6 separate regions of the Homo sapiens genome follow, and regions 2, 3, 4, 5 and 6 are each linked to region 1. Evidence: chromatin loops called from intact Hi-C (ENCODE). Cell type or tissue: HCT116. All regions are shown on one strand. Region 1 overlaps CACNA1A (calcium voltage-gated channel subunit alpha1 A). Region 2 overlaps CACNA1A (calcium voltage-gated channel subunit alpha1 A). Region 3 has its middle 68 kb from the start of CACNA1A. Region 4 has its middle 83 kb from the start of CACNA1A. Region 5 overlaps LOC105372284 (a long non-coding RNA gene). Region 6 overlaps CACNA1A (calcium voltage-gated channel subunit alpha1 A).

What was found. Peaks named below come from ENCODE experiments on the same cell type or tissue, not always from the same donor. Only the 100,000 strongest peaks of a DNase experiment are listed, where the experiment ranks them.
Region 2: it touches region 1 in a loop (14-fold over the local background); 3 of 110 quality-filtered maps call a loop at or near these places.
Region 3: it touches region 1 in a loop (10-fold over the local background); 92 of 110 quality-filtered maps call a loop at or near these places.
Region 4: it touches region 1 in a loop (19-fold over the local background); 100 of 110 quality-filtered maps call a loop at or near these places.
Region 5: it touches region 1 in a loop (4-fold over the local background); 49 of 110 quality-filtered maps call a loop at or near these places.
Region 6: it touches region 1 in a loop (11-fold over the local background); 63 of 110 quality-filtered maps call a loop at or near these places.

The regions. Positions count from the first base shown.
Region 1 is chr19:13,276,043-13,281,042 of GRCh38, reverse strand. CACNA1A (calcium voltage-gated channel subunit alpha1 A) reads left to right here. Exons shown (of 47, transcript NM_001127222.2): 23 at 3,915-3,974. Among named protein-coding and RNA genes, the nearest start is that of IER2, 130 kb to the right of the region's middle. RefSeq lists enhancers at 3,232-3,401, 4,840-5,000 and a silencer at 3,722-3,781. In HCT116, CTCF peaks have their summits at 2,898 (motif pointing left) and 3,701 (motif pointing left); DNase peaks (open chromatin) are centred at 499, 2,892 and 3,702; H3K4me3 peaks cover 1,023 bases; H3K27ac peaks cover 595 bases.
Region 2 is chr19:13,332,454-13,337,453 of GRCh38, reverse strand. CACNA1A (calcium voltage-gated channel subunit alpha1 A) reads left to right here. Exons shown (of 47, transcript NM_001127222.2): 7 at 1,545-1,648; 8 at 2,961-3,076; 9 at 4,529-4,585. Among named protein-coding and RNA genes, the nearest start is that of CACNA1A, 170 kb to the left of the region's middle. RefSeq lists an enhancer at 1,350-2,549. In HCT116, a CTCF peak has its summit at 2,451; a DNase peak (open chromatin) is centred at 2,193; H3K4me3 peaks cover 1,843 bases; H3K27ac peaks cover 1,870 bases.
Region 3 is chr19:13,572,330-13,577,329 of GRCh38, reverse strand. No RefSeq gene overlaps it. Among named protein-coding and RNA genes, the nearest start is that of CACNA1A, 68 kb to the right of the region's middle. In HCT116, a CTCF peak has its summit at 2,155; a DNase peak (open chromatin) is centred at 2,159.
Region 4 is chr19:13,586,713-13,591,712 of GRCh38, reverse strand. No RefSeq gene overlaps it. Among named protein-coding and RNA genes, the nearest start is that of CACNA1A, 83 kb to the right of the region's middle. RefSeq lists silencers at 2,140-2,369, 2,279-2,388. In HCT116, a CTCF peak has its summit at 2,293 (motif pointing right); a DNase peak (open chromatin) is centred at 2,282; H3K4me3 peaks cover 792 bases.
Region 5 is chr19:13,718,760-13,723,759 of GRCh38, reverse strand. All of the region lies in intron 1 of LOC105372284 (a long non-coding RNA gene), which reads left to right. Among named protein-coding and RNA genes, the nearest start is that of YJU2B, 27 kb to the left of the region's middle. In HCT116, a CTCF peak has its summit at 2,312; a DNase peak (open chromatin) is centred at 2,329.
Region 6 is chr19:13,428,061-13,433,060 of GRCh38, reverse strand. All of the region lies in intron 3 of CACNA1A (calcium voltage-gated channel subunit alpha1 A), which reads left to right. Among named protein-coding and RNA genes, the nearest start is that of CACNA1A, 76 kb to the left of the region's middle. In HCT116, CTCF peaks have their summits at 1,889 and 4,490 (motif pointing right); DNase peaks (open chromatin) are centred at 1,880 and 4,510.

The DNA.
Region 1 (5,000 bases):
TCTGTAACATTCAATAAATGAGACACTTCTATGCTTCGCATTAAATGAGTACATGTTGCTTTTGCAGGATTGATGGGCATTCTTTTTTTTTTTTTTTTTTTTGAGATGGAGTCTTGCTCTGTCACCCAGGCTGGAGTGCAGTGGTGCAATCTTGGCTCACTGCAACCTCCGCCTCCCGGGTTTAAGCGATTCTCCTGCCTCAGCCTCCAGAGTAGCTGGGACTACAGGCAGGCGCCACCACACCCGGCTAATTTTTGTATTTTTAGTAGAGACGGGGTTTCACACTATCAGCCAGACTGGTCTCAAACTCCTGACCTCAAGTGATCCGCCCGCCTTGGCCTCCCAAAGTGCTGGGATTACAGGCGTGAGCCACCACGCCCGGTCAATGAGCATTCTTTATGATGCTGTTTTGAGATTTACTGTGTGGCATGGGATGTGTTATCCATCCCCTGTTGACAGATGTTTGGGTTGTTTCTAAGTGTGAATACTGTCCCCATGCCACGCCCCTCAACATGTTTCCTGAGTCACCTGGACAGTAATTTCTCCAGGAGGCCAGATGCAGTGGCTCACGCCTATAATCCCAGCACTTCGAGAGGCCAAGGTGGGAGCAATGCTTGAGGCCAGGAGTTCAAGACCAGCTTGGGCAACATAGTGAGACCCCCACCTCTACCAAAAAAAAAAAAAATTTTTTTTTTTTTAATTAACCGAGCGTGGTGGTGCACACCTGTGGTCCCAGCCACTTGGGAGGCTGAGGTGGGAGGATCACTTGGGTCTGGAAGGTCAAGGCTGTAGTGATCCATGTTCATACCACTGCACTCCAACCTGGGTGACAGAGCGAGACCCTGTCTCAATAAATAAGAATTCCTCCAGGGTATAAACCAAAAGCGAAGTTTCTAGAGCATATAATTTGCAAGTGGTTGGCCTCAGTAAATGCAGCTTGAATGTTTATTGGACAATAAACACAGTGACCCTTTGGGAGGCCAAGGCGGGTGGATCACCTGAGGTCAGGAGTTTGAGACCAGCCTGGCCAACATGGTGAAACCCCGTCTCTACCAAAAATACAAAAATTATCTGGGCGTGGTAACACACAACTGTAATCCCAGCTACTCGGGAGGCTGAAGCACAAGAATCACTTGAACCCAGGAGGTGGAGGTTGCAGTGAGCCAAGATGGCGTCACTGCACTCTAGCCTTGGCGACAGAGCGAGACCCTGTCTCCAAAATATATATAAATAAATAAAAATAAACACAGTGGGCCGGGCACAGTGGGCCGGGCTCGCACCTGTAATCCCAGCACTTTGGGAGGCCAAGGTGGGTAGATCACGTGAGGTCAGGAGTTCGAGACCAGACTGGCCAATATGGTAAAACCTGGTCTCTACTAAAAATACAAAAATTAGCCGGGCGTGGTAGCATGCGCCTGTAATCCCAGACACTTGGAGGCTGAGGCAGAAGAATTGCTTGAACCCGGGAGGCAGAGGTTCCAGTGAGCCAAGATTGTGCCACTGCACTCCAGCCTGGGTGACAGAGTGAGACACCATCTCAAAAAAAAATTAAAAAATAAATGAACGCAGTGGCCCTTGCACCAGTAGCTCATGGGAACTCCTGTTCTTCCACATCCTTGTCAACACTTGGTACTGTCGACTGTTTCATTTGGCCGATCTGCTGGGTGTGGAGTGAGATCTTATTGGGGTTGTGCTTGGCATTTCCCTGTAATGAATGAGATCAAGCACTTTTTTGGATTAGACTGAGCCACAGGAAATAACATTTTCAAATAGATGAAAAAGATCTAAGTATTAGGAATACTTGAACCTAATTTATTGGTCTTTTGATTTCCTCTTGCACAGCTTATTAAGAGCTCCAGAATTAGATTCACCTGACCCCCACGGCCTGCCCTTTCCCAGCTCCCTCTCTTCCTTCTTTCCTTCCATTCATTCCTTTAGTAAGTATTTGATAAGCAACTACTATGTGCCAGGTACTGAGCGAGCCAGGGAGGATTGACAGGGTATGAGATGGTCCCTGCACTCCCAGAGCCCACAAACCACCAGGCCTTTGACCAGGCTGTGCCCACTGCCTCGTGCACCTGAAATACTCTCCCACCACCATCCCCTCTGCCCACCCAGGTCTTTCAAGCCAATCCCCTTGCACCAGCCCCTCCCTCCAGGAAGTCACCTCACCCTGACCCCAGGCACTCTGGTCTCTGATTCCTCTTCAAGCACCACATATAACAGGAATATAAGTTATAACCACACAGATCACAGAGCCCAGCTCCTCCAGGACCCAGTACAGCCCCAACTGTTGATGCATTCATTCAACAAACATTTCTTGAGCACCTACTGTATTCCTGACCCTGTATTATAAGCTGGAGACGCCATGGTGACAGACAGACATCCCTGTCCTTGTGGGGCTGACATTTGGGTGGGGGAGATGGACAATGAGATTATCAGTAACTACAACAAATGTTCAGGGAGTGATAAGTGGCCGGGGGTGTGGTGGGCAGAGGGAAGGAGAGACTTCGTAAAGAGGATCTCAAGCACCAGGAGATGGAATTTAAACAGCCGGTCAGGGGAGTCCTCACTGGGAAAGTGTTATTTGAGCTAAGTCATAAAGGAGGAGAAAGACGGAATCAAATGGGATGTGGGGGAAAGCATTCCAGAGAGACAGAACAGCCTGTGCAAAGGCCCTGAGGTGGAAGCATCTTGGGGAACAAAAGGAAGTGAGCAAGGGAGAGAATGAGAGGAAGTGAGGGCAGGGAGCTGAATGGTCAGATCGTGCAGGGGCTTGAGGGCCTCGGGGAGGACTTTGACTTTTATCCCTGAATGAGGTGGGAGCCACGGAGGATTGTAAGCAGGGGAAGGATGTGCCTGACTTCTTTGGTGTTCACAGCGCCCTCTGGTGGCCATGTTCAGTAATGCTCAGCCCTTGCAGCTTCTGGGTGGATCTGATTTTTTTTTTTTTTTTTTTTTTAGACAGTCTCTGTCTCCCAGGCTGGAGTGCAGTGGCACGATCTCGGCTCACTGCAACCTCCGCCTCCCACGTTCAAGTGACTGTCACGCCTTGGCCTCCCAAGTAGCTGGAATTACAGGCACACGCCACCATGCCCAGCTAATTTTTTATATTTTTAGTAGACACGGGGTTTTGCCATTTGGTTAGGCTGGTCTCGAACTCCTGACCTCAAGTGATCTGCCTGCCTCAGCCTCCCAAAGTGCTGGGATTACAGGCTCGAGCCACCGTGCCCAGCCGGTGTCCACCCCATGTCTAGCACCAGCCAGACACTGTGCCGGCGCACCCTCATCTTCAGGCCTGGGTGACACCAGAGGTGTGCTATGGTGTGTCCTGGACAGGGGCTGGGCCAGAGGACATTGCTCGTCCAGGCAGAAACATCAGGCCTGGGGAGGGGCACAGGAAAAATCAACCTACCCTGGCAGGGGCCTGGCCTTGAAGCAGGAAGAGATGCCGTGGCAGGAAGTTGGCCCCAGTGTTTAAAAAAACCACGTAGCAACTATTTCTCGCCCAGGATGCCCAGGAAAGCAAGGGTACTGGGGGATTAGATCCATCACCAAGAAGGATACAGTCAGCCCTGAACTTCTCTGGGGCCGCTTCTAATCCACTACAGGGCTTGGGGCAAATTTTAAAAGGTACCCTTCCCGTGGGTTAGCGAACTGGCCTAGTACAGTGATTTTTTTGTTAGGATTTGCTGCCATCTGCTGGACAATTTCATTCACAACATACAAATCTGCAGTATGAAAAGAGATGGGAGGGGCCCTTGTGCAGTGCACGCCCTGCGCAACTGTATATAGCAGCTGTGTTTCCTCTTCTGGGTAGAAACTCTGCTCCCCAGTAGGCGATCGTTAGTTTTACCGGGGCTCTGCTGGAACAGGCCAGTGATCCACTGCTCTCTTGCTTTTATCCCTTACAGGTGCTGCGATACTTTGACTACGTTTTTACAGGCGTCTTTACCTTTGAGATGGTGATCAAGGTGAGTGCAGATTATAAGTGAGAACACACGGTAATTTTTTTTTTTAAGCAAGTGCAGGGCTGGGCACAGTGGATCATGCCTGTAATCCCAGCACTTTGGGAGGCTGAGGCAGGCAGATCACTTGAGATCAGGAGGTTGAGGCCAGCCTGGCCAACATGGTGAAACCCCATCTCTACTAAAAATACAAAAATTAGCCGGGCATGGTGGCACATGTCTGTAATCCCAGCTACTCGGGAGGCTGAGGCAGGAGAATCACTTGAACCCTAGGCTGCAATGAGCCGATGTGGAGGCTGCAGTGAGCCGAGATCTTGCCACTGCATTCCAGCCTGGGTGACACAGCGAGACTCTGTCAAAAAAAAAAAAAAAAAAAAGAGCTGGGATTCCAGGAGATCCTGAGCCTCCAAGAATGCCCCCCTTGAGAGGATGAGTCTCCCAGAGGATTAGAAATGCCTGGTGTGTTTGAAGAGCAGCAAGGAAGCTGGTGTGGCTGGGCGGAGTGAGAGAACAGTGGGGAAACGAAGGACAGAGAGATGAGTGGGGAGGTGAGGGGGCACCTTGTGCCGGGGATCACAGAGAGGGCTCTTCGGCTCTTACTTTGAGTGAGGTGAGGGCCATAGAGTGTTCTGAGCAGAGGAGGGACTTGATCCAGGTGTTCACAGGTGCCCTTTGGCATCTGTGGGAAGCCAGAGGACCTGTGAGCAGGTGATCACACTGGTCCCCATGGGCGATGACGGGGACAGGATCAGGCTGGTGACCAAAGAAGAGGTGAGAAGTGGACAGATTCTTGGAAGGTTCTGGAAATAGAGCCAGTGAGTTTTGCTGATAGAGCCACCAATGAGGGATTTGGGACAAAGAGGCATCAAAGAGGATCCCAAAGTTTGGATCTAAGAGCCGGCAAGCCAGAGCTGGCTTCCATCAGGCAAAGGGGGGCCGCCTCATGGGGCAGGGGCTCCCCACTCCTCCCTGGAGTCCTCTGGCCACTGCCCATCCCTGCAAGATGAGGTGGCCTCATTGGCTTCCCTGCCT
Region 2 (5,000 bases), 56 kb before region 1:
TATAAAAAGGGGAGATTTTGGCACAGAGACAGGCACACTCACAGGAAGAATGCCATGTTTAAACAAAGGCAGAGCTCAGGATGATGCCTCTACAAGCCAAGAATCAGCAAAGATTGCCAGCAAACCGCCAGAAGCTAGGAGAGAGGCATAAAACAGATTCTGTCTCACAGCTCTCAGAAGGAACCAGCCCTTCTGACACCTTGAGCTTGGATTTTTGGCCTCTATAACTGTAAGACAATAAATCTTTGTTGTTTAAGCCACCTAGGTTGTGGTTCCTTGTTACAGCAGCCACAGGAGATGAATACAGCATGGTGCCCTCCCATTGGCAGATTATGAGGGTTCCAGTTGCTCCACAGCTTCACAGACACCTGGTAGTAATGACCTCATCTTAACTTCTTTCTCATTTTAGCCTTTCTTCCAGGCAGCAGCAGTGTCATACATGCTTTTAAAGGTGGGCTTTTAAAGCCACACTTGAGAGCCCTGCATTCTGCAGGTGTCACAGGGTGATCAACTATTCAAAGGCTACCCCTGCCCTGACAGCTGGAGGCAAGGCTTCCCAGCACAGAGGTTAAGCCCATGGACTCTGGGGCCAGGTGGTTAGTGCAAATCCCATGTCCACTAGTGAATAACTCTGTGATCTTGGGCTGATGATTTTGTCTTTCTAAGCCTCAGTTTCCTCAATAGTAACATGGGCATTATAACATAGAGGCATCATGAGGATTAAATGACTAAGTGAGCTAACATACATAATGTGCTTAGGAAGGTGCCAGCACACCATAAATACTCTGTAAGTGCTGGCTTTTATCATTCTTTTCTCTCTCTCTCTCTCTCTCTCTCTCTCTCTCTCTCTCTCTCTCTCCCTCTCTCTCTCTGTCTCTCTTTCTCTCTCCACCCCCCAACCTCCTCTCCTTGATTTTCTTCCCCTCATCTTACTTCCTTCTTGCTATAGTGTTCTATTTTCTGTTTCAGAGAGTATTCTATTTGTGGACTTTTTTCCTCTTGAAAATTGAGCTGAAACTTCTGAGAATTTTTTGTGATTGGCATTAAGGCTGCAGGGAATGGAGCAGGGAGACACTTGAGGAAAGGGCTCATGGACCATCTGTCTGGCTTGGTGATTTCACCAGGCCATCAGACTCTGTGGTCATGCATCTCCTCTAAGGGGAGTCTATGACTGTGTTGGGAGAAGAGAAGGAACCAGGGATTAATTAATCCATTTCAATAGGTTTTGTGTTTTGTTTGGTTTACTTTTTCCTTCTCCTTCTGGACTGTGGTCTGGGAAGTCCTCTTGTGTTTCTTACTCCATTCCCAGGTCAATTATGTTATGTGAGGAGAACATAATTAAGAGAGAGCTTTACCCTTTGGATGTTTTCTTCAGAAAACGTTCCTCCATTTCCCCCTCTGGGATGCCAGAGCCCCAGAACTCCACAAGCCAAGAACATTTAAGACAGAGCCACAAGAGAACCGAGCTTCCCCTTCCCTCACCTGTCAGGTTCTATCTGAGTCCCAGTCAACTCTCACCTGCTTTCCCTCCTCACACCCTACAGAGCAACGATGCCTCAGGGAACACTTGGAACTGGTTGTACTTCATCCCCCTCATCATCATCGGCTCCTTTTTTATGCTGAACCTTGTGCTGGGTGTGCTGTCAGGGTAAGTTTCTGCTACTCCCCACCCCATCCCACTCACTCCTCTTTGCTAACTTCTTTCCAAGTAGAGGCCATTGAAGCTTTGTTTTCATTCACTAGACAGAGAAAAGGCTTCTTCCCTTGTTTGGGTTACCAGACTGTTATTAGCAAGCCATGCACAGGTGCAGAGGTTGTGTACTGCTAGGGGTACCCAGTGAGAGGGTTCATATGGGCTTTACTTTCTTTACATTTTTTTTAAAAACCAATAGTTTGGGTTTACTTCTCCCCCATTTTCCAAATATAAAATCATAGCATATGCTCTAACGGTGTATTTTCCTGACCCATATTGTCCTCTATCCCCAAGATTTTTTTGGCTTAATCATAAATGGGCTTCATTTTTCTTACCATAAGAAGTCTGGGCACTTGTATGGTGGCTCTATGGCACCATCAGCAACCCCAGATTCTTCCAGCTTTCCATTCTGACATCTTTACCAGAGGCTTCCAATCTCGTGGATACCTCATGGTCTTAAGATGGCTGCCTCACGCCCTCCGGATGGCCACTTCATGTTCCAAACAGGAAAAGGAAGAAGGGAAACAGGAAGAGGTGGGACCTATGGCAGAGAAGCCAACCTGCTGCAGAAATCTTTCATTCATGGCTTATTGGTCTAACTTAAAAGAGGGCTGAAATAATTATTAGCCAAAAGTATGAAGAGAATGAGAATGAGGTATGCAGCCAGTGGTGGTTGGCATGGCATGGTTTTATCCTTTCGGTTTTTTTCTTTTTTATTGTTTTTTTTTGAGACGGTGTCTAGCTTTATTACCCAGACTGGAGTGTAGGGGGCGATCATAGCTCACTGTAACCTAGAACTCCTAGGCACAAGCGATCCTCCTGCCTCAGCCTCCTGAGTAGCTAAGGCAACAAGTGTATGCCACCATGCCCAGCTACATTTTTTATTTTTCATAGAGATGGGGCCCACTGTGTTGTCCAGGCTGGTCTCAAATTCCTGGCCTTAAATGATACTCCCATCTCAGCCTCACAAAGTGCTGGGATTACAGACATGAGCCACTGTGCCTGGCCTTTTTCTTTACCTAGGCACAGTTGTCGGGAAATGTGTGAAGCTGGCAGAAGCACCCATCACTATAATATCCCAGTCTTTTCCCAGAAGTCCTGACTCCTCCTGTTGAAAACTCCTGACCTCCAGGGACTTCTGAATCCCCAAACACACACACACACACAAACACACACACACACACACACACACACACACAAACACACACACAAACGTTTCCTAACATTTTCAAAACAGCCATACTCTGGCTTTTCTATGCTTCTCCAGGGAGTTTGCCAAAGAAAGGGAACGGGTGGAGAACCGGCGGGCTTTTCTGAAGCTGAGGCGGCAACAACAGATTGAACGTGAGCTCAATGGGTACATGGAGTGGATCTCAAAAGCAGGTGAGGCCCTTTCATCCTGGGGCCCAGGGATGGAGATCCCAGGCCACGGAGTACAAAGAGAGTCATGCAGTTTGGAGAAGGCTAAGCTGGGAGGGTTATGATGGGAGGAGAAAGAGAACCTGAATTGGTAGTCCCAAATTTTATCAACAAGAATCCAGAGTCTGATATGAAGAAGTCTAAGATGAAGCCAGGATCTGACATCACGTAACTTGAATTCTGAAATCAGACGCTGGTTTACATCCCGGCCCTGCCACTTTTTACCCATGCACCACACATCCCTGTACCTCCGTTTCCTCAGCTGTTACATGGAGGCGATGGTAGTGCCTAAGTCATAGTACTATTGGAGTATTTAGTAAAATAATCTCAGCTGAGTCACTTGGGGAGAGAAGTGCCTGATACACGGTAGGCACATATTTATTTGTTCAGCCATTTAACAAACATTTAGGGAGCACCTGCTGTGTGCCAGGCACTGATCTAAGCACTGAGGATATGGGAGTAAACAATACACACCAAATCCCTGCCCTCAGAGCTCTGATATTCTAATGAGAGAGATAAAGCAAACAAATACATGTCATGTTGGGAACTCCCAAATTCAGAGAAGGAAGATAAAACAGACTAGGAAGATAAAACAGAGTAGGAAGTTGGCCGGGCGCGGTGGCTCACGCCTGTAATCCCAGCACTTTGGGAGGCTAAGGCGGGCAGATTTCCTGAGGTCAGGCATTCGAGACCAGCCTGGCCAACATGGTGAAACCCTGTCTCTACTAAAAATACAAAAATTAGCCAGGCATGGTGGCGCACGCCTGTAATCCCAGCTACTCGGGAGGCTGAGGCAGGAGAATTGCTTGAACCCAGGAGGCAGAGGTTACAGTGAGCTGAGGTCGCACCACTGCACTCCAGCCTGGGCAACAGAGTGAGACTCTGTGTCAGAGAAAAAAAAAAGAGTAGGAAGTTAGAGGCAGGGTGGTCAGGGAAGGCTTCTCTAAGGAAGTACCCTCTGAGCAGAGAGACCTGAAGGACGTGAAGAAGGAAGCTGTGGGGATGTCAAGGGAAGGGGCATTCCAGGCAGAGACAGCAAGTGCAAAGGCCCTGAGCTAGGAACGTATTTGAGACACAGCAAGGAAGCCAGTGCAGCTGAAACAGAGTGAGAGGTGGGGACAGCTGGAGGAGAGGAAGACAGGAAGGTGATGGAGATCAGATCAAGCAGGGGCTTATAGGCTGTGGTGTGGACATTGGTTTTTATTTTGCGCGAGGTGGGGAGAATGTTGGCTATTGCTACTGTTGCGGAGGTGGGGCTTGAAGTCACAAACCACCCAGCAGCATGTTTTTTGGTCGGTTGAGCTGTCACCATCAGTCAGCAGAGAATGGGGGTGGCCGGGCAGACCCTTCTTCCTGGTCCAAGGGAGAACTCATCCTCCAAATGCAGGAGCTTAACTCTGTGCTCTTCCTCTTCAGAAGAGGTGATCCTCGCCGAGGATGAAACTGACGGGGAGCAGAGGCATCCCTTTGATGGTAACTGCTCTAAACCCACCTCAGGGGTGGGTCCCAGGGGAGAAGGGAGAAGCTGTGGTGGGGAGTCGGGGGAGAGCAGGTGACTGGTTCTAAGGATCTTGCAGAGGGTAGACGTTCCTCTTGGAGGAATTTTAGGACTTCCATGCAGAGTTTCCCTATTCTGGCCTCCACTTTTTTGTTTTAACCATGGACCTGGTTTTTTCTGCTTTGTGCCTTGGTTTTTCTCATCTGCAAAATGGGTATGATATAAACAATACCCTAGCTCACGAGATTGTTTCTCAGAATGATATTCGTTATGGCAAATAGAACACCTGGGATAGTGCCTGGCATGGGGTCAGCACGTTTCTGTTTGCTAAATAAGTAATAATTCCACCAATAATCCAGTTTACTGTGAACGGCTGCTGTCTCCCATGTT
Region 3 (5,000 bases), 300 kb before region 1:
ATGAACACTGCTAATATTGCTGCAATTTGTTGCCTCCATGCATAATTACAGCTAGAGGCTGTAATGAATATGCGAATTTTCCCAACCAAATTTACAGGCTCCCTGAATTATAAACAAGTTAAGTACCACTTCATCTAGGAAGTGAAAGAACAGGTGAGTTCAAAGGGAAATCTGAGATTTCTAGTTTGGGGAGAGTCAAAGTGGAGTTGCCTAGGAGGCTATAAGAAATTGGGGAACAGAGCAGAAGAGACTAAAAGTGGGTAGAAATAGTGTTTGGGGAACTGTGAGAAATTGAACAGAGTGACTAAGCCTGTAGGCTCAGGAGCCACAGTGCCTGGCTTCAAATCCTGGCCCAACGTCTTACCAGCTTTGTAATCTTAGTGCATTTAACGGCACCCCACTTCTGATACCAAATCCAGATTTCATTGGCTTGTATACCAGTTACTGGACCAACATCTTGTGCCTCAGTTTTTTTCAACTATGAAATGGGGATGATAATTGCATCACCTACCTCTCAGAGAGATTGTTAGCATCAAATTAATTAATACATGCAAATTACTTAGAACAGTGCTTGGCACACAGTAAGTGCTACATAGACATAGTTATAGAAGGGATGGAAGTGGATGAGGTTCATTCATTAATCATTCAACAGAGATTCATCAAGCAGCTTTAAAAATGACTTTAATTGACAAACAACAATTGTATATATTCATGGGCTACAATGTGATATTTCAACCTATGTGTACATTATGGAAAGATTCAATCAAGCTAATTAACATACCCATCACCTCACCAACTTATCACTGAACACTTTGGAGGCAGAGAACAAATCAGACAAGGACTTTACACTCATGGAGTTTAAATTTTATAAGGGAAAACAGATAATATACTAGTAAATAGATAATACAATAATTTGAGGCAGTGAGATTGACAATAACACTGCGATGGGGTAAAACGTGACTGAAACAGGAGAACCTAAGAAAAGGTGGTTAGGGGTGGTTCATCTGGTGAACTGATATTTGAATTGAGTGCTTAATGAAGAGGATGAGCCAGCCATGCAAAGTTCTTGGGAAAGGAAGTTCCAAGCAGAGAGAACAGCAAGTGCAAAGGCCCTGAGGCAGGAATGTGCCTGGTGTGTTTTGAGTATCAGCAAGACAGCTGGTGTTGGTTGGGACAAGGTGAGTGAGGTGGGAGTGATGGGAAATGAAGTCAGAGGGGTTGATGTGGATCAGCTCCTGTGTTATCCATCAGGCATATATGGATGAATACATTATAGTCAGTGCCCTCAATGAATTCAAAATCATTGCCATAGACTGTCCCAATGAGGTAAATGCTTTAAGAGAGGTATAACTGATGGATTAGCAACAGCTTTCTTTCTCCTCCCCTCCCCTCCCCTCCCCTCCCCTTCCCTTCCCTTTTCTTTCTTGAGACAGAGTCTCATTCTGTTGCCCAGGCTGGAGAGCAGTGGTGCAAATTCAGCTCACTGCAGCCTCCACCTCCCGGGTTCAAGCGATTCTCCTGCCTCAGTCTCTCGAGTAGCTGGGATTATAGGTGTGCGCCACCATACCCAGCTAATTTTTGTGTTTTTGGTAGAGATGGGGGGGAGGGTCTCACCATGTTGGCCAGGCCTGGTCTCGAACTCATGACCTCAAGTGATCTGCCCACCTTGGCCTCCCAAAGTGCTGGGATCACAGGCGGGAGCCACCGTCGCCAGCCTAGCAATAGCTTTCTAAGGGACTCATGAGCTGAAACCAAAAGATAAGTAGGAAAACAATCAAGAATGGAGCAAGAAGCCTATGAGTTAGCCATTAGCATTATCCCCATTTAGCAGACGAGGAAACTCAGGCACGGAGGGACTAGGTAACTTGTCCTAGGTCATATGGGGTACAAGTGGCATTTGAACCCAGGCAGCTTGACTCTGGATCTTGTGCCCTGTAACCACCAACCTATTGTCCTCTTAAATTTTGCCAGTTGTAGTGGCTCAGCCTCCAGCATTTCACTTAATCTTTTTACAGAAAGCCGGTGAGATGGGGAATCACTGATATACCATTTATGGGATGCATTAAAAGCCACGTGTAAAGGCCCCCCGGCAGGTCAGTTGGAGAGCTGGGATTGAACCCAGGTTTGCCTGAGCTCAGCGTGCAGTTGTTCACATGCCACGCCAGGCGGCACCCTTGGTCCCTGCACCAACCCCAGCTCCTGAGAGGCGGCCGGCATGGAAATCAGAGTCATTATTGTGATCGTTGCAAAATATTTTAGTGAGTGGGTTTCAAACACTGTAAACAGGTTTAGTCCTCTTCTGCTCCTTTGCAAAGACGCAATTTACTCAGAGCAAAGGAATCTGAGCTAAATTTAACAAACTGAAGCTGGTGAGCGGCTCAAGGAGCCCTGGGGAGGAGCTACCTTGGCAGTGTCAGATAAGGTGGCCAAGAGCCTTCCTGGATGCTCTTCTCCTTCTCCCCGGCCAGTGGTCTCTGGGTATTCCAAGTGGGGCGAGGAGCAGAGATGCCATGCCAACCGAGGGCGAAGGACTGAATAGAAGGGGCTGCCCAGGGCTGGGAGCGGTGGTTCATGCCTGTAATCCCAGCACTTTGGGAGGCCAAGGCGGGAGGCTCGTTTGAGGTCAGGAGTTCGAGACCGGCCTGGGCGATTTGGTGAAACCCTGTCTCTACTAAAATACAAAAAATTAGCCAGGCGTGGTGGTGGGCACCTGTAATCCCAGCTACTCAGGAGGCTGAGGCACGAGAATCACTTGAACCTGGGAGGTAGAGGTTGCAGTGAGCCAAGACTGATCCTTCCAAGTAGCTGGAACTACAGATCAAGTCACGCACTCCAGCCTGGGTGACAGAGTGAGACTCCATCTGAGAGAGAGACAGAGAAAGAGAGAGAGAGAGAGAGAGAGAAGGGGCTTCCTATTCCTCTCTCATCTGTCTCTGTTTCTCTCTATCTGAATTCTGTTTTCCCTCGGTCTCTCTGTCTTTCTCTTTGGGTCTCTTTCTTTCTTTCTTTCTTTCTCTTTCTTTGGGTCTCTGTCTTTTTATTTCTGCCCCTTTCTCTCTCTCCCTTTGGATCTCTATCTCTGTCTTTGCATCACCCTCTCTCTCTTTTGTTCTCTCTTCCTCCAACAGCCTCCCTGCACCAGTGTGTGTGTGTGTGTGTGTGTGTGTCTGTGTGTGTGTGTGTGTGTTGCTCTTTCTCTGTCTCTGGATCTCTCTGTCTCTTTCTCTTATTTTCTCTGTCTCTCTCTGTCTCTGGGTCTCTCTGTCTGTCTCTCTTTGGGTCTCTCTCTGTATCTTTCTTTTTTCTTTTCTTTTTCTTTCTTTCTTTCTTTTTTTTTTTTTTTTTTTTTTTGAGACAGGGTCTTGCTTTGTCAGCCAGGCTGGAGTGCAGTGGCATGATCTCTGCTCACTGCAACCTCTGCCTCCCGGGTTCAAGCAATTCTCCTGCCTCAGCCTCCCGAGTAGCTGGGATTATAGGCATGCGCCACCACGCCTGGATAATTTTTGAATTTTTAGTAGAGACGGGGTTTCGTCATGTTGGCCAGGCTGGTCTCGAACTCCTGACCTCAAGTGATCTGCCCGCCTCGGCCTCCCAAAATGCAGGGATTACATGAGCCACTGCACCCAGCCATTCTCTCTCTGTATCTCTCCATATGGCTTTGGGTCTCTCTGTCTTTGTGTCTCTCTCTGTCTCTCTCTTTGGGTCTCTGTCTGTCCCCCTGTCTCTCTCTCCCTCCTGCCCCCGCCTTTCTCTCTCACACATGCTTTCTCTCATCGCCCCCTTTTGCCCACCCCCGTTCTTGCTGCTCCATCTGCATGACCAGAAGGCCACCCTGGCTGTGGGCTGGGCTCTGGGCCTGGAAGAGGAATTCCTGCACCCCCGGCATTGGGTCCTAGCTGCTAGTAGGCGCTTTCAGTGGACAGCAAGTGCGTTAGGTCAGATTTCCTGGAAGAGGAGCCCACGCTGGCGATTCTTGGGTAAGGAGCTTACAAAGGGGGTGTTCTCAGGAGAGACCTCTGAGGCAGTGCTTCTCTAAGTTGGCTGCACTTTATAATTGCCTGGGGAGATTTTTAAAAATCCGTGTGGCTGGGCCTCGTGCCTTACCAATTAAGTCAGGACCTCTGGGAGTGTTTCCAGTTTGAGAATCGGTGGTCTAAGGAGAATGAGAAAAGCAGCACAGGGCAGAGGAAGAAGCTGATCAAGGATGCGGTTCAGCCCAAGTTCAGCCTCCACCTGATCCTGGGGGAGGTTCCGGATGGTGAGGAGCTCATTGATTCACCTCAGGGTGATCTACCCACCAGGGTATATGAGCAAGGGGTCTGGGCTCTTTTTTTTTTTTTTTTTTTTTTTTTTGAGACAGAGTCTCTCTCTGTCGCCCAGGCTGGAATGCAATGGAGTGATTTTGGCTGACTGCAACCTCTGCCTCCCAGGTTCAAATGTTTCTCCTGCCTCAGCCTCCAGAGTAGCTGGAATAGCTGGAACTACAGGCATGCGCCACCACGCCCAGCCAATTTTTGTATTTTTAGTAGAGACGGGGTTTCACCATGCTGGCCAGGGTGGTCTTGATCTCTTGACTTCGTGATCCGCCCGCCTCGGCCTCCCAAACTGCTGGGATTACAGGTGTGAGCCACCGTACCCGTCTGGGTCTGGGCTCTTAAACCCCAGGCTCAGCCAGCTACAGGCAGTGGCCGCCTCCCGGAAGAGGGGTCATGGGTCTAACCCAGGCATCTCATGGTGACGTAACGCCCATCAGCTAAGGGGATGTCTGGGAGCCACTAAGAACTCAACTGGGCATCGTGGCTCATGCCTATAATCCCAGCACTTTCGGAGGCCGAGGTGGGAGGATCACTTGACGCCAGGAATTTGAGACCAGCCTGGGCAACATAGCAAGACCCAGATTTCTTCAAAAAATTAAATAAAAAAACATTAGCCGGGTGTGGTGGCATGCACCTGTAATCCCAGCTAATCGGGAGGCTGAGGCAGGAGGATCACTTGAGTCC
Region 4 (5,000 bases), 310 kb before region 1:
GGGACCCAGGCTCAGCCAAACTGCAGGTCACCAGCTAGGACTGGGTGACTTTCCCAGCTAGGGATCGGATGGGTGGCCTGAATTGTCCTGGTCCCCGAGGCCTGAGCTGAGAGAATGAGACACACAAAGTGAGACTTTTATTTTATTTTTAGAGACAGGGTCTCACTCTGTCACCCAGGCTGGAGTGCAGTGGTGCAATGATGGCTGATTGCAGCCTTGACCTCCTGGGCTCAAGTGATCCTCCCACCTCGGTCACCTGAGCAGCCAGGACCGTAGGTGCGTGTCACCACTCCTGGAAAATTTTTAAATTTTTTTGTAGAGGCAGGGTCTTGCTATGTTGCCCAGGCTGGTCTCAAACTCCTGGCCTCAAGTGATCCTCCTGCCTCGGCCTCCCAAAGCATTGAGATCATAGGTGTTAGCAACCATGCTCAGCCCCCCAGAGAGATCATATTTTAACACAAGTCAGATTATATCCCTCCTCTGCTCAGAACCCTCCATGGCTCCCACCTGACTCATAGCAAAAGCCAAAGTCCTCACCAAGACCCATAAGGCCCTGCCCCTGTCACCTCCCTGCCCTCACCTCCCTCCTCTCTCTCCCTCGTGCACTGTGCTGCAGCCATACTAACCTTATCACTGTTCCTCCAATGCACCAGGGTGGTCCAGCCTCAGGGCCTTTGCACTGGCTGTTCCTTCTGCTAGGAATGCTCTTCTCCTCGGCACCCACACGGCTTCTTCCTTGCCTCCTTCCAGCCTTTGATTAAAGGTTTCCTCCTCATCAAACTTTTCATCATCACCCTATTTAAAATGCAGCCCCGGCTGGGTGCAGTGTCTCATGCCTATAATCCTAGCACTTTGGGAGGCCAAGGCGGGAGGATCACTTGAGGCCAAGAGTTTGAGACCAGCCTGGGCAACATAGTGAGGCATCTCCACAAAAAACAAAAAAATATTAGCCAGGCATGGTGGTGTGCGCCTGTGGTCCCAGCTACTTGGGAGGCTGAGGTGGGAGGATCCTTTGATCCTGGGAGGTCAAGGCTGCAGTGAGCCATGATCGTGCCACCGCACTCCAGCCTGGGCAACAGAGTGAGACCCTGTCTCATAAATAAATAAATAAATAAATAAGATAAAAATAAAATAAAATGCAGCCCTACTCGTGCTTATTCCCTGCCCCGCTTAATTTTCCCCACTAGCACTCATAACCAGATCCTATGTGTTACATATGGGGCTTCCTCCCTCGTTGACTGTACTGGGACCTGTAGTCCTAGCTACTCAGGAGGCCAAGGCAGGAGGATCCTGTGAGCCCAGGAGTTTGAGACCATCCTGGACAGCATGGCAAGATTCCATCTTTACAAAAATTAGCTGGGCATGGTGATGCGTACCTGTAGTCCCAGCTACTCAGGAGGCTGAGGTGGGAGGACTGCTTGAGCCTGGGAGTTGAAGGTTGCAATGAGCTATGATTGCACCACTGCACTCCAGCCTGGGCAACAGAGAGAGATCCTATCTCTAAATAAATAAATAGAATTGAAAAAAAATAAAATGCAACCCCTACTTATGTTGGTTCCCTGCCCCGCTTAATTTTCCCCACTAGCACTCACGACCAGCTCATATGTGTTACGCATCGGCTTTCTCCCTTGTTGCTGCCATATTTGCTCTGTGAGCTCCACGTGGGCCGGTCTGGTGTCACCCAGGCTGGTGTGCAGGGGCGAGATCTCGGCTCACTGCAACCTCAGCCTCCCGGGTTCAAGCGATTCTCCTGCCTCAGCCTCCGGAGTAGCTGGGACTACAGGTGCGCGCCACCACGCCCAGCTAATTTTTGTATTTTTTAGTAGAGACGGGGTTTCATTTACCATGTTGGCCAGGTTGGTCTCGAACTCCTGACCTCAGGTTATCCACCTACCTTGGCCTCCCAAAATGCTGGGATTACAGGCGTGAGCTACCACGCCCGACCCGTTCATTAATTTTTGTTGTCGTATAATAAAAAGAAGGATAATTCTTGATAGGTGAAAGTTGTATGCCGTTCAAAATTTGGTGTCCATAAAGTTTTATTGGAACACAGCCTTTTCTATTTGTGCTGATGTTGTCTGTGGCTCCTTTTGTGTTACAACGGCAGAGCTGTCTCTGGGACAGAGACTGTCTAGCCCTCAGAGCCGGAAGCATTTCATCTGAGGTCCTTTATCGAAGAGGTTTTTGGACCCCTGAGCTGGAACAGCGCCTGACACACACTGTGCTCAAAAAGCAGCCTGCGCGGGTCTCCCCTGCGTTCACCCACTGTCGCCCGCCGCTGCTAAGACTGGCCACCAGGTGGCGCCATGGCTCCCCAGCCTGGCAGGCGCCGGGCAGCAGAGCGCTCAGCTCGCTCTCCGGAGTACCCACCTCCCTGCCGCTTCCTTTCTGCCTGTTCCGAGAAATGGAAGTCAGCCCCAAATCAATAATTGAATTCCCATCATGTGATAACTAATCATTACATATATGGCTATTGCTTTTTCATGCACAAAGGGCTTGGTAAAGACCAACTGGGGCGGCAGGGGCGGACTCGGGGCTTTGCAGGGCTCCCTGAGGTCTGATGGGTTACAAGCAGGTCCTGAGGTCAAGTGTGGGGCTTACCTGGCTTCAATCTGGGGTGTGGTTGAGTGCCCCGGCCAGGGTTCAAATCCCAACTCTGCCACTTGCTGACTGATTCTGGGGAGGAGGGTTCCTTTCCCTTTCGGTGCCTCAGTTTCCCTCTCTGTCAAATGGGGAAAACAATAGCACCCATCTCTGGGGCTCTTACAAAGATTAAGTTCACTGCATTATTACATAGAAAGCATTTAGAACAGTGCAGCCACATAGTAAGTACTTGGTAATAGTTTTCTGTTTCTGTAGCGGGTATGCCATTAAGCATTTTGAGGCCTCAGTTTACACAGTTAAAAAAAAAAAAAAGAGGCTGGGCACGGTGGCTCACGCCTGTAATCCCAGCACTTTGGGAGGCTGAGGTGGGAGGATCGATTGAGCCCCGGAATTCAAGGTCAGCCTGTGCAACATAGGGAGACCTCGTCTCTACGAAAAATGCTCACGTAATTAAAAAAAAAAAAAAAATTAGCCAGGTGTAGTGGTGCCCAACTGTAGTCCCAGCTACTCGGGAGGGTGAGATGGGAGGATTGCTTGAGCCCAGGAGTTCAAGGCTGCAGTGAGTGATGATCACACCACTGCACTCCAGCCTGGGTGACAGAGTGAGACCCTGTCTTGGAAAAAAAAAAAAAAAAAGAAAGAAAAGCAGGTTGTTTTGTTTAGACATCACAATTAAACTGCAACCTAACCTTTAAAAAAGAACCTACTTAGAAATCAGAGCTCTCTTTCTCTTCTTCTTCTTTTTATTTACTTATTTTTTTGAGCAGGAGTCTTGCTCTGTTGTCCAGGCTGGAGTGCAGTGGCATGATCTCAGCTCACTGCAACCTCCGCCTCCCAGGTTCAAGTGATTCTCACCTCAGCCTCCCAAGTAGCTAGGATTACAGGGACCCACTGTGATTAGCTGCCATGCCTGGCTAATTTTTGTATTTTTAGTAGAGATGAGGCTTTAGCATGTTGGCCAGGCTTGTCTCAAACTCATGACCTCAAATCATCCACCTGCCTCGGCCTCCCGAAGTGCTGGGATTATAGGCGTGAGCCACTGCGCCCGGCCTCTTTCTTTCTTTTCTTAAGGGAGGCAGGCTGGCCAATTCTAGCCTAGTTGATATTTAAAAAAAATAGGTCTGGTCCCAGGGAGCTTCTTTTTCAGTGCAGCTGGCTGACTTTTGGTGCAGAGAGACCCTTCTTTTGTTCTTTGAATTAGCAGCTTTGGCAGCCATGGAAGGTCTGGGTAGGGCCCCCCAGAGATGGGGCTCCCCTATCTCTTTTGGTCTATCAGATTCTCCATGCTGGTCCTTGAAACCCAAGCAGCTTATGAACAAATATCCCCCACCACCCCCACTGCCAAATTATCCTCTCTGTTCAATGTGACTTTTCCATCTAGAATTTATCTGTACCTTGGGTTTCCAATCCTGGGAACAACTATGCCTTATTTATTTATTTATTTATTTATTTATTTATTTATTTATTTTTGATACAGAGTCTCACTCTGTCACCCAGGCTGGAGTACGGTGGCGCGATCTCAGCTCACTGCAACCTCCGCTTCCCAGGTTCAAGCGATTCTCCTGCCTCAGCCTCCCGAGTAGCTGGGATTACAGGTGCACACCACCACGCCCAGCTAATTTTTGTATTTTTAGTAGAGACTGGATTTCACCATGTTGGCCAGGCTGGTCTCAAACTCCTGACCTCAGGTGATCCACCCACCTCGGCCTCCCAAAGTGCTGGGGTTACAAGTGTGAGCCACTGCGTCCGGCCTCCTGTCTTCGTTTTCTTCTTCTTTTTTTGAGACAGAGTTTTGCTCTTGTTGCCCAGGCTATAGGGCAATGTTGTGATCTTGGCTCACCACAACCTCTGTCTCCCAGGTTCAAGCAATTCTCCTGCCTCAAGCTCCTGAGTAGATGGGATTACAGGCATGCACCACCACGCCTGGCTAATTTTGTATTTTTAGTAGAGACGGGGTTTCTCCATGTTGGTCAGGCTGGTCTTGAACTCCCGACCTCAGGTGATCCGCCTGCCTCAGCCTCCCAAAGTGCTGGGATTACAGACCTGAGCCACCACGCCTGGCCCTCTTTTCTTCTTGTGGGGTCTGCATACTTCTGCTTGCCTACCGCTGATCCCTGTCTTTCCTCCTCTTCCACTTCCTCCTCTTCTTCTACCTCTTTCTCTTCCTCTTCTTCTTTGACAGGGTCTCACTCTGTCACCCACGCAGGAGTGCAGTGGTACAATCATAGCTCACTGTACTCTTAAACTCTCAGGTTCAAGCAGTCCTCCCAACTCAGTCTCCCAAGTAACTAAGATTACAGACATGTGGCACCACACCTGGCTATTATATTTTACTTTATTTTTTGTAGAGATTGAATCTTGCTATGTTGCCCAGGCTGATCTCAAACTCCTAAGCT
Region 5 (5,000 bases), 440 kb before region 1:
CCAAACAATTCTTTCTCTTTCTAACTGTGGCAAAATATACACAATATAAAATGTACCATCTTAATTTTTTTTGGAGATGGGGTCTCGCTATTGGGAGATGGGGTTGCCCATGGCGGTCTCAAACTCCTGTCCTCAAAAAGTCTTGGCCTCCTAGAGCACTGGGATTACAGGCATGAACCATCGCCTCCAGCCCATCTTAACAATTTGTAAGTGAACAGTTCAGTGATACTAAGTACATCACATTGTTGTGTAACCAGCACCGCTATCCTTCTCCAGGATGTTTGCATCTTTCCAAGCTGAAACTCTGTACCCATTGAGCAATAATTTCCTATTCCCTGCTTCCTCGCAGTCCCTGGAAAGCACCTTTTTGTCACTGTGAATTTGACTACTCTGCCTATGAGGTTATGCATTTCTGGCAGGAATTCCACAGAAATGATGCGTCCTTTTGAGTATAGCCTATTAGGGGACATGTGATACGATGTGCTGATGTTCACTGTGATCAATTACAGCCTGAAGTCTTTTTTCTTTTTTAGAGACAGGGTCTCACTCTGTTGTACAGGGTGAAATGCAGTGGTGTGATCATAGCTCACTCCAGCCTTGATCTTCCACCTCGGCCCCTGAGTAGCTGGGACTACAGGTGCATGCTACCACGCCTGACTTTTTAAAAATTTTTATTTTTAGTAGAGACAAGGTCTCCCTATGTTACCCAGGCTGGTCTTGAACCCCTGGGCTCAAGTGATCCTCCCACCTCAGCCTCCTAAAATGCTGGGATTACAGTCATGGGCTACCATGTCCAGCTCACCCTGGGGTCTTTAGCCCCAAACTTTTGGGCTGCCTTGAGGGGTTGGAGAAGGCTGAAGAAAGCCAAAAGATGTGTGGTCCAGGCTTGAGGTGGGACAAGTAAGTCAGGTCTCACAGGGAACTGTCTCCTGCAGATGCAGAGAGGGGACTTGCGGCACCAGAGGGACTGCTACAGTGAGGCGGTGATAAAACAGCCCATTAGGCCGGGCACGGTGGCTCACGCCTGTCATCCCAGCACTTTGGGAGGCCAAGGCGGGCGGATCACCTGAGGTCAGGAGTTCGAGACCAGCCTGGTCAACATGGTGAAACCCCATTTCTACTAAAAATACAAAAATTAGCCGGGGGTGGTAGTGCATGCCTGTAATCCCAGCTACTCCAGAGACTGAAGAAGGAGAATTGCTTGAACCTGGGAGGTGGAGGCTGCAGTGAGCTGAGATCACACCGTTGCACTCCAGCCTGGGTGAGAGAGCGAGACTCCATCTCAAAACAACAACAAGAACAAAAACAAAACCCTGGCCCATCAGCCCACAGGGCTATTGTCAGGATTAAGTGCATTAATGCAGTGCTTGGTACGTAGCAACTGTTCAGTGGGTGTTAGCCAGTTCTACAAGATTTCCAACAGCTGGCGATATCATTCTGAGACTATCAAGTCGCTCACCACTCCAGCTTGCCTGGTGATAGTACCTTTATTTCTTGGCATTTCCCAAGACTCGGGAAATTCAGCAGGCCTGCTGGCACTGAGACCAAATATTCTATGTCCCTCAAGAAATATTTCATAAATAGGACAGGGCAGGGTGGCTCATGCCTGTAATCTCAACACTTTGGGAGGCCAAGGGGGGAGGATCGCTCGAGCCCAGGCGTATGAGACCAGCCTGGGCAACATAGCGAAACCCTGTCTCTGAAAAAAAAAAAAAAATTAGCCAGGCGTGAGGGCACACAACTGTGGTCCCAGCAACTTGGGAGGCTGAGGCAGGAGGATCACTTGAGCCTGGGAGGTAGAGGCTGCAGTGAACTATGATTGCACCACTGCACTCCAGCCTGGGTGGCAGAGTGAGATCTTTTCTCAAAAAAAGGAGAGAAATATTTCTTTTTTTTTTTTTTTTGAGACAGAGTCTAGCTCTGTTGCCAGGCTGGGGTGCAGTGGCGTGATCTCGGCTCACTGCAACCTCCCCCTCCCAGGTTCAAGCGATTCCCCTGCCTCAGCCTCCCGAGTAGCTGGGACTATAGGTGTGTGCCACCATGCCCAGCTAATTTTTGTATTTTTAGTAGAGATGGGGTTTCACCATGTTGGCCAGGATAGTCTCGAACTCCTGACCTCATGATCCACCTGCCTCGGCCTCCCAAAGTGCTGGGATTACAGGCTTGAGCCACCACGCCCGGCTGAGAAATATTTCATAAGTCATAGAACTAAGGAAAGTATAATAACTGAAGTTCGAGAACTGAGGTACACCCTCCAGCTTCCTCATGACCATCACAATCCACTTCGCCTCATGGGGCAGTCTATTCTCCACACTGCAGCCAGAGGGAGCCTTTGTTTTTCCTTTTTAGCAAAACTTTTCAAATTTGTATATCAGTTTTTTTCTTTTTTAAATTGAGCCAGGCAGGGTGGCTGTTTTCTGTAATTTCAACACTTTGGGAGGCCAAGGCGGTAGGATCACCTGAGACTAGGAGTTCGATACCAGCCTGGAAAACACAGTGAGACCTCGTCTCTACAAAAAAATACAAAATATTAGCTGGGAGTGGAGGTGCGTGCCTGTAATCCTGGCTGCTCGGGAGGCTGAGGTGGGAGGATGGCTTGGGCCCAGGAGTTTGAGGCTGTTGTGAGCCGAGATCATGCTACTGCACTCCAGCCTGGGTGACAGAGAGAGACTCTGTCTCAATAAACAAACAAAGTTGAACTGAAATTCACAAAACATAAAATTAAGTTTTAGGTTGGGCGCGGTGGCTCACGCCTGTAATCTCAGCACTGTGGGAGGCTGAGGTGGGCGGATCACCTGAGGTCAGGAGTTCGAGACCAGCCTGGCCAATATGGTGAAACCCTGTCTCTACTAAAAATACAAAAAATTAGCTGGGCGTAGTGGCGGGTGCCTGTAATCCCAGCTACTTGGGAGGCTGAGGCAGGACTGGGCAAGAAGAGCAAAACTCCATCTCAAAAAAAAAGAAAAAGTTTAAAAAGAACAGTTCAGTGGCAGTACATTTGCAATGTTATGCAACCGCCACAACATTTAAAAACAAAAAACCACACACACACACACAAAATGAGACAAGTTCTCACTATGGTGCCTAGGCTGATCTCAAATTCTTGGGCTCCAGTGATCCTCCCGCCTTGGCCTCCCAAGTAGCTGAGATCACAGGCGGCTAACCACCTCTATTTAGTTTCAGAATATTTTCATTATCCCCAAAGGAAACCTGTTGTTGGTAAACTTGTGTTGAAGGCCATAGCCAGAACCCCTATAGTATGGGGGTTTCTGGGGAGGTGTTCTACGCATGGTTTTGTAGGGGCATCCTTTGCTGTGCCCTCATATTATTCTACTTTGCTTTCCTCCTCTTCCCATTTAGGCCTGAGCTGGGTAAACAATTAATTGAATCGCTCATCGATTTGTTCATGGATGGTCATTTATTTTGTGTCAGGCATTAGACCAGATGGTAAGGCTACCAGGATGGAATCACTTGCCCTTGCACTTAAGGTAGTTTCATTTGATAGAAGAGGGAAAAAAGAAGGCTGGGCGTGGTGGCTCACGTCTGTAATCCTAGCACTTTGGGAGGCCGAGGCGGGTGGATCACCTGAGGTCAGGAGTTCGAGACCAGCCTGGCCAACATGGTGAAACCCTATCTGTACCAAAAATACAAAAATTAGCTGGGTGTGGTGGTACATGCCTGTAATCTCAACTACTCAGGAGGCTGAGGCTGGGGAATTGCTTGAACTTGGGAGGCGGAGGCTGCAGTGAGCTGAGATAGTGCCACCGCACTCCAGCCTGGGCGACAGAGTGAGACTCCGTCTCAAAAAAATAAAAAAGGTTGTCGGCTGTGTTGTCTAGGCTGGTCTCGAACTCCTGGACTCAAGTAATTTTTATGCTTTGGCTTCCCAAAGGTGAAAGGCAAAGTAATCCTTGCCTGCTATGGTTACAGGCACGATCCACGGTGCCCGGCCATATTCCATGTTTGATAGCAGAGTAGAATGACTATACTTAAAAAAATGTATTGTACTTAGGTGACAGATACCCTGGATACCCTAAATACCCTGATTTAATCACTATGCATTATATACACATAAAAAATGTCTCAGTACACCATAATTTGCACAAATAAAAAAAGTATTCCTTCTCAGCCAGACACGGTGGCTCACGCCTGTAACCCCAGCACTTTGGGAGGCCGGAGGGGCGGATCACTTGAGGTCAGGAGTTGGAAACCAGCCCGGCCAACATGGTGAAACCCTGTCGCTACTAAAAATACCTGTCACGAGTAAAAATACAAAAATTAGCCAGGTGTGGTGGCACGTGCTTGTAGTCCCAGCTACTTGGGAGGCTGAGGCATTAGAATTGCTTGAACCTGGGAGGCGGAGGTTGCAGTGAGCCCAGATCGCACCACTGCACTCCAGCCTGCATGACAGTGAGAGACTTAGGTGATGGATACCCTAAATACCCTGATTTAATCACTATGCATTATATACATGTAAAACATTTCTCATGTACACCATAACTTGCAGAAAGAAAAAAAGTATTCCTCCTGTCTAACTGCAACTTACACTCTTAGACAAAAATCTCTCCACTTCCCACCACTCCCCATTCAGCCCCTGGTAATCATCATTCTTCTCTCTGCATCTTTGAGTTCAACTTTTTTAGATCTCATAGAGGAGTGAGAGCATGTGGAATTGGTCTTTCTGTGCCTGGCTTTTGCATTTAGCATAACATCCTTCAGCATTTCGCTTGCATGCTAATGTTGGCCTCGGTGCCTGGAATTCCATTGACAGATGCATGCTTGTGTCTGACAAGCTTCTCCCCAGAGAGCGCTTAGAGCTGCTCTCCCGATCTGAGGCATGATGCCCACGGGAGGGCACAAGAGCTCCGTCATTACATCTAGGTTTTAGGCGTTGCCTCAAGAGGAGCCTTTTATTTATTTATTTTTGAGACAGAGTTTTGCTCTGTTGCCCAGGCTGGAAGTGCAGTGGCACAATCTCGGCTCACTGCAACCTCCACCTC
Region 6 (5,000 bases), 150 kb before region 1:
CAGCCTCCCAAAGCGCTGGGATTACAGGCATGAGCCAGATGCCTGGCTAATTTTTAAGTTTTTTTATAAAGGCGGGGTCTTGCTATGTTGCCCAAGCTGGTCTCAAACTCCTGGCCTCAAAAAGTCTTCCTGCCTCAGCCTCCCAAAGTGCTAGGATTACAGACATGAGCCACTGCACCCAGCCTGACTTTTTTTCTAACTGAAAAATTAATTATATATATTCATGGAGTACAATGGGATGTTCTGATATATGTTTACATTTTTGAATGATTAAATCAAGCCAATTAACATATCCACTACATCGCATACTTATTTTTTGTGGTGAGAACGCTTAAAATCTACTCTTTTAGCAATTTTGAAATATACAATACCTTATGTTGTATATTACATTATGTTGTATAGTACGTTGAAACATACACTACAATACGTTATCATTAATTGTGGTCACCATGCTGTGCAAAAGATCTCTAAAACGTATTCCTCCTGTCTGACTGAAACTTTGTATCCTTTGCCTAATATCTCCCCAATCCCTCCACCACCAGCCCCTGGTAACCACCATTCTCTCTGCTTCCATGGGTTCAAATTTTTTATTTTTTGAAATTTTTAATTTTTATTTATTTATTTATTTATTTATTTATTTATTTTTGAGATGGAGTCTCGCTCTGTCACCCAGTCTGGAGTGCAATGGTGCCATCTTGGCTCACTGCAACCTCCGCCTCCTGGGTTCAAGCGATTCTCCAGCCTCAGCCTCCCGAGTAGCTGGGGTTACAGGTGCTTGCCACCAGGCCCGGCTAATTTTTGTATTTTTAGTAGAGACGGGGTTTCACCATGTTGGCTAGGCTGGTCTGGAACTCCTGACCTCCAGTGATCCACCCACCTCGGCCTCCCAAAGTGCTGAGATTACAAGCGTTGAGCCACTGCACCTGGCCTAAAATTTTTTTTTTTTTTTTTTTTTTTGAGACGGAGTCTCACTCTCTTGCTAGGCTGGAGTGCAGTGGCATGATCTCAGCCCACTGCAACCTCAGCCTCCCGGGTTCAAGCGATTCTCCTGCCTCAGCCTCCTGAGTAGCTGGGACTAGAGGTGTGCACCACCACGCCCAGCTAATTTTTGTATTTTTAGTAGGGACAGGGTTTCACCATGTTGGCCAGGATGGTGTCAATCTCTTGATCTCGTGATCTGCCTGCCTCGGGCTTCCAAAGTGATGGGATTATGGGCCACCACGCCCGGCCTCAAATTTTTTAGAGCTCACATATAAGCGAGATTGTGTACTATTTGCGTTTCTGTGTCTGGCTTGTTTCATCTTAGTATAATGTCCTCCAGGTTCATGCACGTTGTCGCAAAAGATGGAATTTGCTCCTTTTTAAAGACTGAATAGTACTTCATTGTGTACATATACACGCCATATTTTCTTCATCCATTCCTTTACTGATGGACATTTGGGTTGTACCTGCATCTTGGCTATTGTGAAGAGTGCTGTCATGAACATGGGTGTGCAGCTGACTCTGAGGTGTTAGAGGGATTACAGCTCCTCCAAAAGACCACCGTCACCCAAACCTGCTCCTCCTGCCCTATTTTCTGTTTAGGTAAAGGCGGCTTTAACCCCCTGCAGTGCTCTGGCCTCAGACCTCCAGATCTTCCTCTATGCCTCTATGCCTCTTTTTCTCCACCCCCTGCATCCAATCTGTTAGCACATCTTATTGGCTCTACCTTCAGAATCTACCCAGAATCCACCACCCACCTCTCACCACCTTCACAGCCCCACCCCGGTCCAGCCCCCATCTTTGCTGGCCTGGACTAAACCAGTTGCCCCTCCACCCCAATCTGGTCTCTTAACTTCAGTCCTTGCCCCACCCCCAGGACTGTTCCCCACACAGCAGCCAGAGGGCACCTGTGAGCCACTGAGTCAGGACCTGGCTCCTCTTTGCTCACAACCTCACTTGGAGAAAAAGCCCAAATTCTCCTCACAGGGACCCACAAACTCTGCCCCTGTGATCCCCCATCCCCCTCTATTCCCACTCTCCTCTCCACTCACTCGGCTTCAGCTACACAAGTTCCCTGCTGTCCCTTACACACCAAGCACTCCCCAGCCTCAGGGCCTTTGCACAGGCTGTTCCCTCTGCCTGGAACACTCTTCCCCCAGATATCTGCTTGGCTCCCCCCTCACTTCCTTTGGGTCTTTGCTCAAGTGTCCTTCTAACATGTAACTGCCTCACCTGCACTGTGCCACCCCACTCCCCGCCTCTAGGCTTAATTTCCCTCTACACCCCTGAAGAGCATCTGCCAAGCTATATTTACTTGTTTATTGGTTATTGCCAATCCCCTGCCCCCACTAGAATGCCAGCTCCATGAGGGCAGGGACTTCTGTCTGTTTTGTTCACTGCTATTCCCCCAGAGCCTAGAACACAGCCTGGCACATAGTAAGTATTCACTAAATAATTTGTAATATGAATTGTGCCAGTAAAATCTTCCAGGGGCATCAAGCCCCTGCCATGACTAGGTGGTAACATCCTCACCCCCTGTCCATGTGCTATCTCCTCCTGACCTGCTTGTCTCATTGTTCTAATGGTGGCTCACGCCTGTAATCCCAGCACTTGGGGAGGCCGAGGCGGGCAGATACCTGAGTTCAGGAGTTTGAGACCAGCCTGGCCAACATGATGAAACCCTGTCTCTACTAAAAATACAAAAATTAGCTGGGCGTGGCATTGCACGCCTGTAGTCCTAGCTACTCGAGAGGCTGAGGCAGGAGAATCGCTTGAACCCGGGAGGTGGAGGTTGCAGTGAGCTGAGATCATGCCATTGCAATCCAGCCTGGGCCACAAGAGCGAAACTCTGTCTCAAAAAATATATATATATATTTCATTGTGGTAACATATGCATAACATAAAATGTACCATTTTTTAAGTGTTTAGTTGAGCGGCGTTAAGTACATTCATATTGTTGTGCAACCAGGACCGCCATCCATCTCCAGAACTTTTGCATCTTGCAAAACTGAAGCTCTGCCCCCAGGAAACTCTCACTCCCCGCTCCCCCTTCCCCTCTCCCCGACTCCCCCTTCCCCCCTCCCCACTCCCCCCACCCTACTCCACACTCCCCACTCCCCCAGCCCCTGGCACCCGCCGTTCTAGTTTCTATCTCTGTGAATTTGGCTACTTTGGGTCCCCCCTGTGAGTAGAATCATACAGTATTTGTCTTTTTGTGACTGGTTTGTTTCGTGGAGCATAATGTCCTCCAGTCTCATCCATATTGTAGCATGAGTCAGAATTTCCTTCTTTTCCAGGCCGAATCGTATTCCATTGTGTGGATGGACCACACTTTGCTTATCTGTTCATCCAGATGGGCACTTGGCTTCCACCTTTTGGCTATTGTAAATAATGCTGCTGTAAACCTGTGTGTACAAATAGCTGAGTCCCTGCTTTCAATTCTTTTGGATATAGACCCAGAAGTGGAATTTTTTTTAAATCAAGATTTGACCCACTGGGGCCCTTAGAGGTCTCATTGGCTCTGAAGCTTTTTTTTTTTTTTTTTTTTGGACGCTTTGAAACTAAAAATAGGAGTGAGGGGCACAGTGAGGGGGGCACACATCTCTCGTGTCAGCGTTTTTTAAAAACACCCCGGGAGGAAGATGTGTGAAATCCCTCCCTTCCCCCCGCTCCCACCCCCTCCAAGATCTCAAAATACCTCTTGTTTTAGGAAGCGGCTGTGACATCAGGCAGGCAGCGTGTGGCATCTGAGACACAATATCGCAAGTGGCTGGGAGCCCAGAGAAACCAGGACAGGCGTGCTGGGGATGTGGACTAGAGATGGAGCTAATTTTAGTGGCTGAAGAGGCTGCAAGAAGAGAGAGAAAGAGGGGTGTGTGTGTGTGTGTGTGTGTGTGTGTGTGTGTGTGTGTACGCACAGTGATAGAGGCTGGAGGGGGAGAAATGACAGATAAATCAGCTTGGGCAAAGAAAGCTAATGGGCAGAGGAGCGAGACCCAGCTCAGAAGGTGGTCAGCAAATCTAAAGATGTGTGCCCGAGGGTCAAGGTGGTGGGGGGATTCATAGGCAAGTGGTAGAGAGGCTATTCCATTTGCAGAGGCTCTCTCTGTTTGAGGCGTGATTCACCTGTGCCGTCCTCAAGGCCATTCTGAGAACACCACTGTTGTTTTCCTCCTTTTATGAGTAGGGAAACTGAGGCATTGAACTGCTTCTATTCTTCAGTAAGAAGCAGGGGGAACATATGGTAGAAGCAAAGAAATACAAACATGAGGGCTCTCGGGGTCTACGTGATTGGCTGTGACATCCATGAGAGCGGATCGCAGGTTGAAGGAAACACTGGTGGCAGAAAGTAGCTGAACATTTGGATTTGGGAATCCCAGTGGACGTGGCGAAAATTCTGGCTTTTCCCTTCACAGGCTGCGGGGCCACTCTGACCTGCGGTTTCCTTATCTGTGAAATGGAACGATGCCACCTGTCTCAGCGTTGTTTTGAGGATGCGAGGAGATGATCCGTGTAATATGCCCACTAGGGGGCCTGCTCCAGGGTAGATTCTCAGCAAATGGTAGTCATGGTTTTTGTTACATTTGGGGATATTGGCAGGTAAAAAGGAAATACTTCATTCATTCCAAAATTGCTCACTGAGGTTCTACTATGTGCTAGGCCCTGATGACACATCGGTCAACAAGACAGGCCTGCTTTCTGCCCTTGTAAAACTTCAGTTCAACTGCATTGCACTCATCAGCCTAATAATCCAGGTAAATTGTGATGAGAATAACAACTAGCATTTACTATGAGCCCTTTACAAATATTAACCCATTTAATCTTCTAAAGAGCCTATAAGATAAGAGCTCTTGCCCTGCGCAGTGGCTCACGCCTATAATCCCAGCACGTCGTGAGGCCAAGGCAGGTGGATCACCTGAGGTCAGGAGTTCAAGAATAGCCTGACCAACAGGGTGAAACCCTGTCTCTGCTAATAATACAAAAATTAGCCAGGCATGGTGGCAGGTGCCTGTAATCCC